2 separate regions of the Homo sapiens genome follow, and region 1 is linked to region 2. Evidence: read pairs that join two places in POLR2A ChIA-PET (ENCODE). Cell type or tissue: PC-3. All regions are shown on one strand. Links, peaks and the distances in the headings refer to the core of each region. The heading gives the core; the rest is flanking DNA. Region 1 has its middle 13 kb from the start of TFF3. Region 2 holds the start of UMODL1-AS1 (UMODL1 antisense RNA 1).

Region 1 (5,378 bases), core at 290-5,289, 220 kb before region 2:
TCTTAATATGTTGAGCTGCTAGAGGACACGACATATCGATATGAATGCTGCATGGATTTCATAATGCTGGGGGCTGAGTTGGAGTTTATGATGCCTCCATGACTGCAGCTTTCTTATCAACACTGACCATATCATCTTCTTCTTTTGTAACCTCCCACAGCACCTGGACTGAAGGCTGTGCACACAGTGGATGTTAAATAAATATTGACTGATATTCTTTGTTCAATAATACTTCTGTCCATAGGAACTCAACAAATCTTAACTCTTTGGTAAAACTCCTTAAGACATTGAAAAACAAGATATCATATGAGTGCCACGGAAGTATGAATAATGTATTAAGGAGAGTTGGTATTTAGCTTCTTGCCATTTGATATGTAAAACAGGGCTATTATAAGTCTTGAGAACATGGGCTGCCTCTATAATGAAGAGCCACCAGGAGGCATTGGCAATTAAGGTAGGCTCTTGCCTGAAGATGTTGCCATATTTTGTGATCTCACACTTTGCTTTCAGTTCCTGGATGGAGTAAACAGTGAATGAGATGAATACATTACAGCAGGGAAAAAGCATCCTTTGAAACATGGAGCTGATGGTGAGTAGGAAGAGTCAAGTGAGAGGCATGCCTGCCTCAAACCTAAGAAATGTCCACAGGGCACCTTTAGCACAAACCACCCAGAGTCCTGTGGACACCAGCCCTGGAAAGGTAGCCGACTGTAAGGGGCTCCTCCTCCACACAGGGAAATCACCCTTTTCTCTGCACAAACAGGGAAGCCCCAGGGTAAGGCTCCAGAGGTCATGTGTGGTTTCCATCTGGGCCATCTCATACAGTCACTTTGCAGTTCTGATAGTCCCACCATGTTTTTGTTTTGGTAGACAACATATTTCTTAAGGGTGGGCCCTGCTTTCAATTTCTTTTGAATTCCCTAAAAACTACTCTCTAGTCATCTAGGCTAACAATTGCAGAGAATGTGGTGGGATTAGGCACCAGCTATGGTTGCATTTTATGAGATGTAAGGTACTTTCAATTCTGACCATTCTATTTCTAGATTCCCATGAAAAATCAAAGAGACCGTTTCTTCTCCTCTAGTGGTGAGCAGCCACCAATGACCCTTCTTCTCTTTGAACAAAGTAATGGTCATTTTCAAGAAGTCAGAAAAATAATCTTTAGTTTATGTTCTCTGACAGACTTCGAGGGGAGGGATGACCTGGGGCACAGCATGGGTGACACACCCATGGTGCATTTGATCCAGAGATTACTTGTATTAAACATTGACTCTTTCTAGTGCTTCTCCACTGGGATGTTAATTCCCTCTCTAGTTCAAGCTCCTTGCTTGTCCAGGACACAGTCAGGCACTCATCCTCAGGTGGATCTGTCGACTCTGCTAATATAGAGAGAAAGTTGAGATTGCACTGCAGGGGCCCAAAGACCTGGGAATTAAAATTTTAAAATGTGAAAGGACTTAAGACTTTTATTTGCCATCAAGCTGGATGCTTCTGGGATTTAAAAGTGGTTGTAAGAGTTAAAGAAAGAGGAAAGAAATGCAAAAAGTGGCTCAACAGTCAAAGACAGGTTGATTTTGGAGAATAAACCTGAGAGGGGCTTCTGGTCACTTTGGTCAGGAGCACTCTCTCTTACAGACTAAGAGTATTTATTGGTTTTAGGGTGAGAGCTTATCACAAGCTTGGAATGTTTCCGTGTTGGGGAGAACTTTATGGTGGGGTTGGAATGTCTCTGGCTGGAGGGGAGGTTATCTTGGGCCTGGCATGCCTCTGGTCGGGGAGGAGTTTATTTCTTATGGTTGGAAAGTTTCTGGTCAGAGATGTCATTTGTGGTTTATGGTCCTGCTGACCTTAGCCATTAGGCTGATGCCCTTTGGATTTAGGCAGTTTTTGATCAAGGTGAACTTTAAAATGGCGGTGCTTGTCCAAGATGGCAATGCTCCTACTCTGTCAGTGGTCCCTTCCCCATCCCTCACCAGATAAACCCCTGGGGTATTGGCCAGGCAACCGGGATGAAGCATGAGAATGGCCCCCAAACCAGGACCCATGTGCCACTCCCAGCCTCAGGGCTGGCTTCTCCCAGCCTCTCTCACACCCAGCAGCTGGGACTTGCTGCCCACACCACCTGCGTTATTTGGATTTCTTTAAATAAAAATTTTAAATAGCCATATGTCAAATGCCTTTCCTTGAATGGTATCTAATGTAGTGTCATCTATATATGTGCTACCCAGATTCATCAACTTGTCAGTTACTTATGCCTTGATGCCTCTCACTTTAAAAATGCCTCTCATTTTAAAAAGAAATAAAATCATAAAAGTACTCCTTTAATCCATCCTTTTTCCTCCCTCCCCAGAATTAACCACTCTTCCTGAGTCAGTGGGCATTATTCCCATGATACCCATAAACAATACATGGTATTATTTTGTTGTTTTTTAAAATAATCAGAAATGGTATCCTAGTATGCAGCCTTTTCAACTTATATCTTATTTTTAACTTTTGAAATGTATTTGCATTAATAAAAATATATTTGCTTCATTCATTTTAACATGTGTATAATATTCCACAGGATTCAATCCCCAATTGATAGGCAACTAGGTATAATGTTTCCAGTTTCTTTCTATCAGAACAATACGGACTTCTTCAATTTACTGGCTGTTGTCAAAATGCTTGCCAAAGAGGGTGTGTCAATTACCTTTTTGCCAGATTTGCATAAGAGTTTCTATTTCTCCACAACTTGTCGACATTTGGTAATCAGTGCAATCTGATGTTAAGTAAAGTGATATTTTAACATTGGTTTATTTGTAATTCCTTGACTTTTTGTGAGGTTGAGCTTCTTTCCATATCCTTATTGACTACCTAGCTTTTCTTTTCAGTGGCAATCCTATTTGTATATTTAAAAAATCATGTTATTTGTCTTTTTCTCACTGGTTTGAAGGAGTTCTTTACCTATCCTTTATAGCAATCCTTTGTCAGTTACATGGGTTTCAAATATCTTTTCCTAGTTCATGACTAGACTTTTTTTTTTACTCCTCTATCATGTCTTGATGAATAGATATCCTTAATTGTAATTGAGTCAGATTTATCAACTGCACCTTCATGATTTGTGCTATTTTAGAGCATCCTTTAAAAAATCTATTTAAAAAATTCTTTAAAACAAGGTTACAGGAAACAAAGTTAATATACAAAAATCAATGGTGTTCATATATTAGCAACAGGCAATTGAAAATCAAATGATCTTCCTTGAATAAAGACAGTTTTCCTTCTTCCTTTCTGATCTTTATGCCTTTTATTCCTTGCTTTATACCATTGCTAGAAGCACCATTACAATGTTAAATAAAAGTGATGAGAGTGGGAATTCTTGCTTTGGCCTAGATTTTAGGAGGAGAATATTCAATATTTCACCAGTTAGTATAATGTTGTATTTTTTGTAGATTTCCTTTATTAGCTTAAGAATGATCTCTTTATTCCGAGTTTTCTGGGAATTTTTATCATGTATCAGTGTTAATTTTGTTAAACGCTTTTTACACATTCATTGAAATGATTACATGTTTTAAAATTTTTTTCTGTTAAACTGCATTGATTATTTGATGTTAAACTCTACCTTGTTTTTCTTAGAAAAAAAAATCTACATCTTGACATATTGTTTTTATATCTTGCTGGGTTGAATTTGCTAATATTTTTATAAGTATTTTTCAATCTGTGTTGATGTTGCTCTTTCATTATTCATAATATATTTGTCAAGTTTTCATATTAGGCTTATGATGGCCTCATAAAGTGAGTCGGAAAATATGCCCAGCTCATCTTTTTCCTAGGTTTGTATGGATTAAAGGTCTTCATTTGTGTTTGGTAGAATGCAACAGTGAAACCACTCAAGCCTGCGATTTTCTTTGTAGGAAGGTTTTTGATAGCAACTTCAAAATTTTTAATAGACATAAGACTATTTAGGTTTCCTATTTTTTGTCTGTGTCCATTTTGGTAAATTGTGTTTTACAGGGAATTTGTTCATTTCATATTTAAGTTACCAAATTTGTTGGTATTAAGTTACTCTAAATATTATCTAGTTATCCTTTTAATGTCTGTACCATGATAGTAATAGCCTATCTTTCATTCCTGATGTTGGTAGCTTGTGTTTTCTTTATTTTTTCTCCTGACCAGTCTCGTTAGAGGTTTATCTTTTAAAAAGAAATATCTTCTCAAAGATTCAGCATTCTTAATTTTTTCTCTGGCTTTTTTTTTTTTCTTTTTTTTGAAAGAGTTTCACTGTCACCCAGGCTGGAGTGCAGTGGCATAATCTCGGCTCACTGCAGTCTCCGCCTCCCAGGTTCAAGAGATTCTCGTGCCTCAGCCTCTTGACTAGCTGGGATTGTAGGTGTGCATCCCAATGTCCAGCTAATTTTTTTGTATTTTTAGTAGAGACAGGGTTTCGTTTTGTTGGCCAGGCTGGTCTCGAACTCCTGGCCTCAAGTGATCCTCCCACCTCAGCCTCCCAAAGTTCTGGGATTATAGTCATGAGCCACCATGTCTGGCCACTTTTTTTTTTTTTTTTTTCTGATTTCACGCTGTCAGACTTTATGATATTGTCCCACAGGTAGTTGGGGCTTTGTTCATTTCTTCAACCTTTTTTTTCTTTCTATTCTTCAAACTGGATAATTTAAAGTGTGCTATCTTTTACGTTAATTGACTTTCCTCTGTCATCTTCACTTTACTCTAAGACTTCAATACGTTTTACTTTCATGTACATATTTACTATTCTTTCATTTACTTATTTATTTAGTTTATATTCACTGTAGATTTATTATTCACACATATACTTCTCAGTTCTTTTTGTTTTTTTCTTGAGACAGAGTCTTGCTCTGTTGCCCAGGCTGGAGTGCAGTGGTGTGATCTTGGCTTACTGCAACCTCCATCTCCTGGGTTCAAGTGATTCTCCTGCCTGAGCCTTCCAAGTAGCTCAGACTACAGGTGTGCACCACTACACCCAGCTAATTTTTTGTTTTTTGTATTTTTTAGTAGAGACGGGGTTTTGCCATGTTGGCCAGGCTGGTCTTGAAATCCTGACCTCCCGTAATCCACCCGCCTCAGCCTCCCAAAGTGCTGGGATTACAGGCATGAGCCACCACACCTGACTCCCCTCAGTTCTATACTTTCTACTTGGTTATTTTTACACAGTTTTTAAATTTTCTTTTTCTGGGATTTTCTATTTTTACATACATTATAAGCAATATTTCTTTATTTCCTCAAGCATACTTATACTAATTGTTTTAAAATCTTTATCTGGTCATTGCAATGTCTGGGTCATCTCAGGTTGATGGCTTTTTTTCTCTTCAGAACGCATGAGACATTCCTGTTGGTTGTGTGTTTAGTAATTTCCGATTGTGGCC
Region 2 (5,378 bases), core at 140-5,139:
TCTCTGGGCTTCCACACTGTCTCGGGCTCCAGGCCACACCCTCTCGGGCTCCAGGCCACTGGGGAAGGAATCCCTCGACCCCGGGCTGCATCCTGACTTCTGTGGGCCCAAGGAACTTGGCCTTCATGGACCCCTGCACCCCTCCACTTAACAATCTATCAAAAATTACATTTTATAATGGCATTTAGATAGAGATGAGTGTAATCCAAGCTAGATTCATTGTTTTATGTATATTTACTATCCTTCTATTAATTTCTTTCTTCTGATTTTAAAATAAATTGAAATGAAAACATTTCTGTAGGCCCCTAACATTACCATAGGTCCTCAGCCCTGTGCCTATGGAGAATTGGGCTTTGCCCCACCCCCAGATTCTCGGGCAGGGGGTCTTCCCAGAGTCGGCAGGGGGGTCGACACGTACCCTCACAGGCCCGGCCTGCGCGGGAGGGGGTGGCGTCCCTGGTGGTACGGCACTGGCAGGTGTAGGAGCCCTCCAGGTTGATGCACCAGGCAGCCGGTGAGCAGTCGTGTTCCGCGCTGTCCACACACTCGTCCCAGTCTGCCAGGGGGAGACACAATCAAAACCCATGAGAAAACAGCCAAAGAGTGATCAGAAGACAGACCCATGCTGGAAGGAGTCCTTCCTAGCCGTCTTTGCAGTGAACGGCCGGGAGCAGGGGCATTTTGGGGCATCCGTCCAACACTCTCATGACAACCTTACGGCCTGCCTGTGCCCACCTTCACATTGGTTGGCTTATTTGGGGGCAAAGATTAGGAAATGTTCATTCCTTAAATATTAGCACCCATGGGTGTGCATGTAGCCCTCTCTTCTTTATTCTGTTTCCACACCCAAAACTTGAAATGTTTTCTCCTCTCTCTTTGATGTGCCAACATTCTCCAATACTTAGTGTCTCAACCAAGAAATAGGAAAGTAACTGAGCCAGGGGTGGGGACACAGCTGAGTATAACGTGAACTTTCCGCATGGGGGGTGGGGGTCCAGCGGAGTATAACACCAGCTTTCCACGCCGGGGGTGGGGGTCCAGCGGAGTATAACACCAGCTTTCCACGCCGGGGGTGGGGGCCAGTGGAGTATAACATGAGCTTTCCACACCGGGGGTGGGGGTCCAGCTGAGCATAACACCAGCTTTACATGCCAGGAGTGGGGGTCAGCCTGAGTATAACATGGACTTCTCTCGTGGGGGGGGTGGGGGTCAGCCTGAGTACAACATGAACTTCCCACGCCGGGGGTGGGGTCCAGCGGAGTACAACATGAACTTCCCGCGCCATATTCTAGAGCACCCGGGTGTCTCCACAGGTATGTCCCTCCTCCTGTGCCCAAAGACTTGTGATGTCATGTCACCGGGGGGCCCGCCTGAGGGGAATGAAGGTGAGGACAAGGACAATGTAGCTCCCATGGGGTGGCTGAGCCGAGGTCGTCAGGGCCAGGCCCTGCTGGAGGTGACAGTGCCTTCTGCGCGTGCTTCTGTAGAGCTGCGGGTGGAGGTGCTCGGGAACGAACCCACACCCGGCATGCCAGAGAAGTTCCAATTCAGGTGGAATTTAAGCCACGATGCAGGACCAGTTCAGTTCTGGGCAAAGAAAACCCTGCTGCTGAGTGCTCTGAGGCTCGTTTTGTGGGTTTTTTTCTGTTGTGCTTCCTGCGGTCTCCACAGAAGCAGCTTCCCTGGAGAACAGCAAGCTCGTCAGCTGCCACAACAGCTATGCCACCACCCTAGCATGGCCTGGGGGCTGCCTTGCCATCAGAACACTGCTGGTGCCAACCCACACCTCTTCCTGGGGTGCTACTCAACCTCCAGCCTACAGGTAACTCTCCTGGGGGTGCTCCGGGTTGGGGTTGGAGCCTAGGCTGGCTGGGCTGCAGTCCACGGAGGACAGCAGAGGCACCAGGCAAGACGCTGGCTCAAACCACCAAGCACCTGATGTCTATTTTGGGGCGTGGTGATTCACCTAATCTTCACTCCTCCGTCCCCCCAGACAGCTCCCAAGCGAGCTCAGAGGAAGGCGCTGACAGCTGTATTTAGTCTTGCATTAAGCCTTGAGGCTTGCCGGCCCTCCAGTTCAGAGGAAGAGGCAGGTGTGGGAGCAGGAAGAGCTGCCAGTGAGCCTCTGCACCCTCCCGGGCTGGCCAGGCGAGGGCGCAGAGCCAGCGAGAGCCCAGGGCAGGACGCTGCACACTGCTCCCACTGGCCCCGCAGCTGGGACAAGGGCTGAGCCCTCTCCTGGAGCAATGGGGGCAGCTGCTTCAGAGACTCCCAGCCCAGGTGCCCCTCCTGAGCTGGCCCCACCCAGAACAACAAGCTGGAGAGGGTCCAGGAGCAGGTACAGACCCCAGATCTCCTGGGCCACCCTGTCCCAGCAAGGTGCAGGCTCCTCAGTTGGACCATGAGCTGTCTTTCAGGGCCCAGGGCGTCCTCCAGAAGTGATGCCCCTCGGACTCTCCTGGGGGCGTGTGTCAGATTCACACTGGGAGAAAGAGGGCACAGAGCACCTCATCCTAATGCCACCGCAAATGGACGCTGGACAAATAGCGGTACCCGTGAACCTAAGGAAAGGAAGCAGCCTGCAGTAGGTTAGCCTGGCCAGCAGGTGAGGGGGATGGTGACAGCCCTAGGCCAGGATCCTCACTCACGGCCCTTCTCTCACTCTGCAGAGGGGATGGAAAGGGCTCGCGCAGTGGCGAGGCGGGTGGGAGCAGGCAGCAAACTGGAAGCTTTGGGGAGCTCAGCTCCACCTACTCTGGCCCCAGGAAAAGCGGCGTTGATTCCAGAGCCCCAGAAGACCCACAAGGCCTCTTACGCAGAAGGATGCCGGTGGGAGTCCTGCTCCTCTGGCTAAGGTCGGTGCAGAGGGTTCACAGCGGTGCCTCATAGAAGCCCAGTGATGACCCTCACTCTAGAACAAATGCACACTGTATGAGAATCTCTCCTGAGAGCAGATGTTGGGAAAGAGAAGGAATAGGGGCCGTGCTGTTAGGAGCAAGAGATTGAATGGAAATGATGTGAGGGGTTCAAAAAGGAGCCCCGTGAGGCGGAAGGACCAGTGGGAACCCAGGGGTTGCTAGGAGACCTTCCTAGATGAGCTCTCATCCAAGATATGAAAGTTAATCCTGGAAGAGTTAGCCCTGAACGCTGGAGGGGCCATCAGAAATGCACTGTCGCCATGCACAGGCACTGGGCTAAACCCACACAGGCATTGTGCCTTAATTTACTCCATCGCCATAGGAGGTGGGATGTTGCTGTAATCTCATTCCACAGATGAGTATACTGAGGCCCAGGGAGAGGAAGTCATTTGTGCAGCATCCCACAGTGAGTGAGTGTCAGAGCTGGGATTCCAACCCGTTCCGCCTCACTCTAACCTCTTCCTATGGGGCAAAGTGAGCAGGAGGTTTGGCCGCCGCTGTGAGGGTGCAACTCATAGGCGCGGGGGGCGGCTCAGCCTCCAGGCCTCCCAGCACATGGTACGTACCTCCTGGGGAAAGACCGAACACATGGCCACCTACACAGCCCACCGTGACTGGCGCAGGAAACCCCAGGCCCCGGGATGGACGGCCTAAGGGTAAAGATAAGGTCACGACAACCTGACCCCTCCACGGGCGAACAGCGCCTCATCTATCGGGGTTGGGACATGTGGACGCACCGGCAGGGAGTGCTCCTGAATGACTGAGGAATGCTCTAGTTGTGCCAACAACATTATTTCTAGGTGGACCACAGCGCAAATACCTTTTCTTCTTCAGAGGAGCTCTTTTTGTGTTTTCGTTTCTTGTTTTTTTTGCCGAGTAATATCAAATGTCTTCTTCTACAGATCCTCGCCGTGAAGGTGGGGCTCTCAGCGGGGGTGGATGTCCCCCTGTAAGCTGGGCTCAGGCCTCGTGCTGCCTCCCCAGGCAGGGGCGGTGCCCCATGGTTGCTCCCCCGACTCTGGCGTCCGAAGACACCAGTAGTCATGGAGTCAAAAGAGTGCAGAGGCAGGGCCGCCTCCCCGGCCATGCACGGCCTGAGGCGTCACCATCACTGGCCACACAGCTGACCCCCCAGCTCAGGAGACCTGCCCGCACCAGCACCTCAGCTCTGAAATGTGGAGGAAGCAGGCCACAGCCTGCCCGGGACCCTGCCGGGCAAGAGCCTGCAGAAGGAGCTTAATAACTTCTGCAGGACCACTGAACAGCGTGGGGAGTGGGGTGCTGCGAATGCTTACAATGGATTCATCCAGTCCTAGAGGTGCAAGACACGGGTCTCCTGTGGCTGCCATCACAAACACACCAGCTGGGGGGCCTGAAACAGCACAGATGTATTCCCGCCGTTCCGGAGGCGAAGTCCAAACTCCAGGTGTCAGCAGGGCCGCCCTCCCTCTGGGGCTCTAGGAAAGGGGCTTTCCCAGGCCTCTTCCAGTGTCTTATCTTGTGGCTCCAGGAGTCCTTTGGCTTGTGGCTGCATCACTCCAATCTTGGCCTCTGTGTCTGTGTCTCCTCCTCTTGTCTCGTATAAGAACACTTGTCACTGAACTTCAGGCCAACCCAAATCCAACGGCAGGAGGACCTCATCTTGACATCCTTAACTTAATCGTGTCTGCAAACACCCTTATTCTAAATAAGGTCACATTCTGAAGTTCCAGGTGAACATATCTTTTTGGAGGGGGCCACCATTCTACCCACGACATCCCTGCTGCCGAGGTTCTCATTTGGCAGGGATCTGGAATCGCCTGAGCCCTAGTCCCAGAGGATGGGAGGAGGGAGGCAGGGAGGTGTGGAGGGCGGGCTGGGTGGCATCCACCTGAAGGCTGGATCCGCCTGAAGGTTGGATCACGGGGTCACACACTGAGGACCCTGCTGGGGGCATACCCTGTGGACCCCAACCTCAGGCCCTACCCTGCAGCCCAGCTAGGTGGGATCTTACCAGGTACAGGGGCCACTGTAGTATCCCCATCCTTAGGGAGTGCCAAGTGAACAGAGTAACCCCAGGCCGAGGTTTCCAGGCATGACTTCAAAGAGTAGATCCCCCCACACCCAACCCAGTTCTTCCCGGCACCTCCTGGTGGGGGAAGGTTGGGACAGGAAGCCAGCACGTGGCTGAGCTCCAAGACCCAGCACCCCGGGAGACGACCAGAGAGGTGCCCACTCCACAGATTGAGCCCAAAACTGGAGCTTGTGGATCTAGAGACTGTGTGTGCCCTCACAGCCAGGAGAGAACTCCGTGCCTGCTGCAGGACAGCAAGAACCTGGTCTCCGTGCCTTTCTGTCTCTCTCTTTATCTCTCTGTCTCTTTGTGTCTGTCCTGTGTCCATGACCTCCTGCTTCAAGGCAACACCAAGTAAAATGAAATAACACACAGCGTAATGAAATAGACCCACAGAGGCCGGGCGC

The links. Peaks named below come from ENCODE experiments on the same cell type or tissue, not always from the same donor. Only the 100,000 strongest peaks of a DNase experiment are listed, where the experiment ranks them.
Region 1: POLR2A ChIA-PET joins it to region 2 with 6 read pairs; 3 of 35 experiments call an interaction of 5 or more read pairs at or near these places.

The regions. Positions count from the first base shown.
Region 1 is chr21:42,325,905-42,331,282 of GRCh38, reverse strand. No RefSeq gene overlaps it. Among named protein-coding and RNA genes, the nearest start is that of TFF3, 13 kb to the right of the region's middle. In PC-3, for the core only: no CTCF peak of the experiment used is centred there; no DNase peak of the experiment used is centred there; H3K27me3 peaks cover 770 bases.
Region 2 is chr21:42,104,740-42,110,117 of GRCh38, reverse strand. It overlaps UMODL1 (uromodulin like 1), which reads right to left. Exons shown (of 23, transcript NM_001004416.3): 10 at 419-556. UMODL1-AS1 (UMODL1 antisense RNA 1) reads left to right here and starts at 1,584. Exons shown (of 2, transcript NR_027243.1): 1 at 1,584-1,822. RefSeq lists a silencer at 2,045-2,339 and an enhancer at 2,316-2,435. In PC-3, for the core only: a CTCF peak has its summit at 2,143 (motif pointing right); a DNase peak (open chromatin) is centred at 2,137.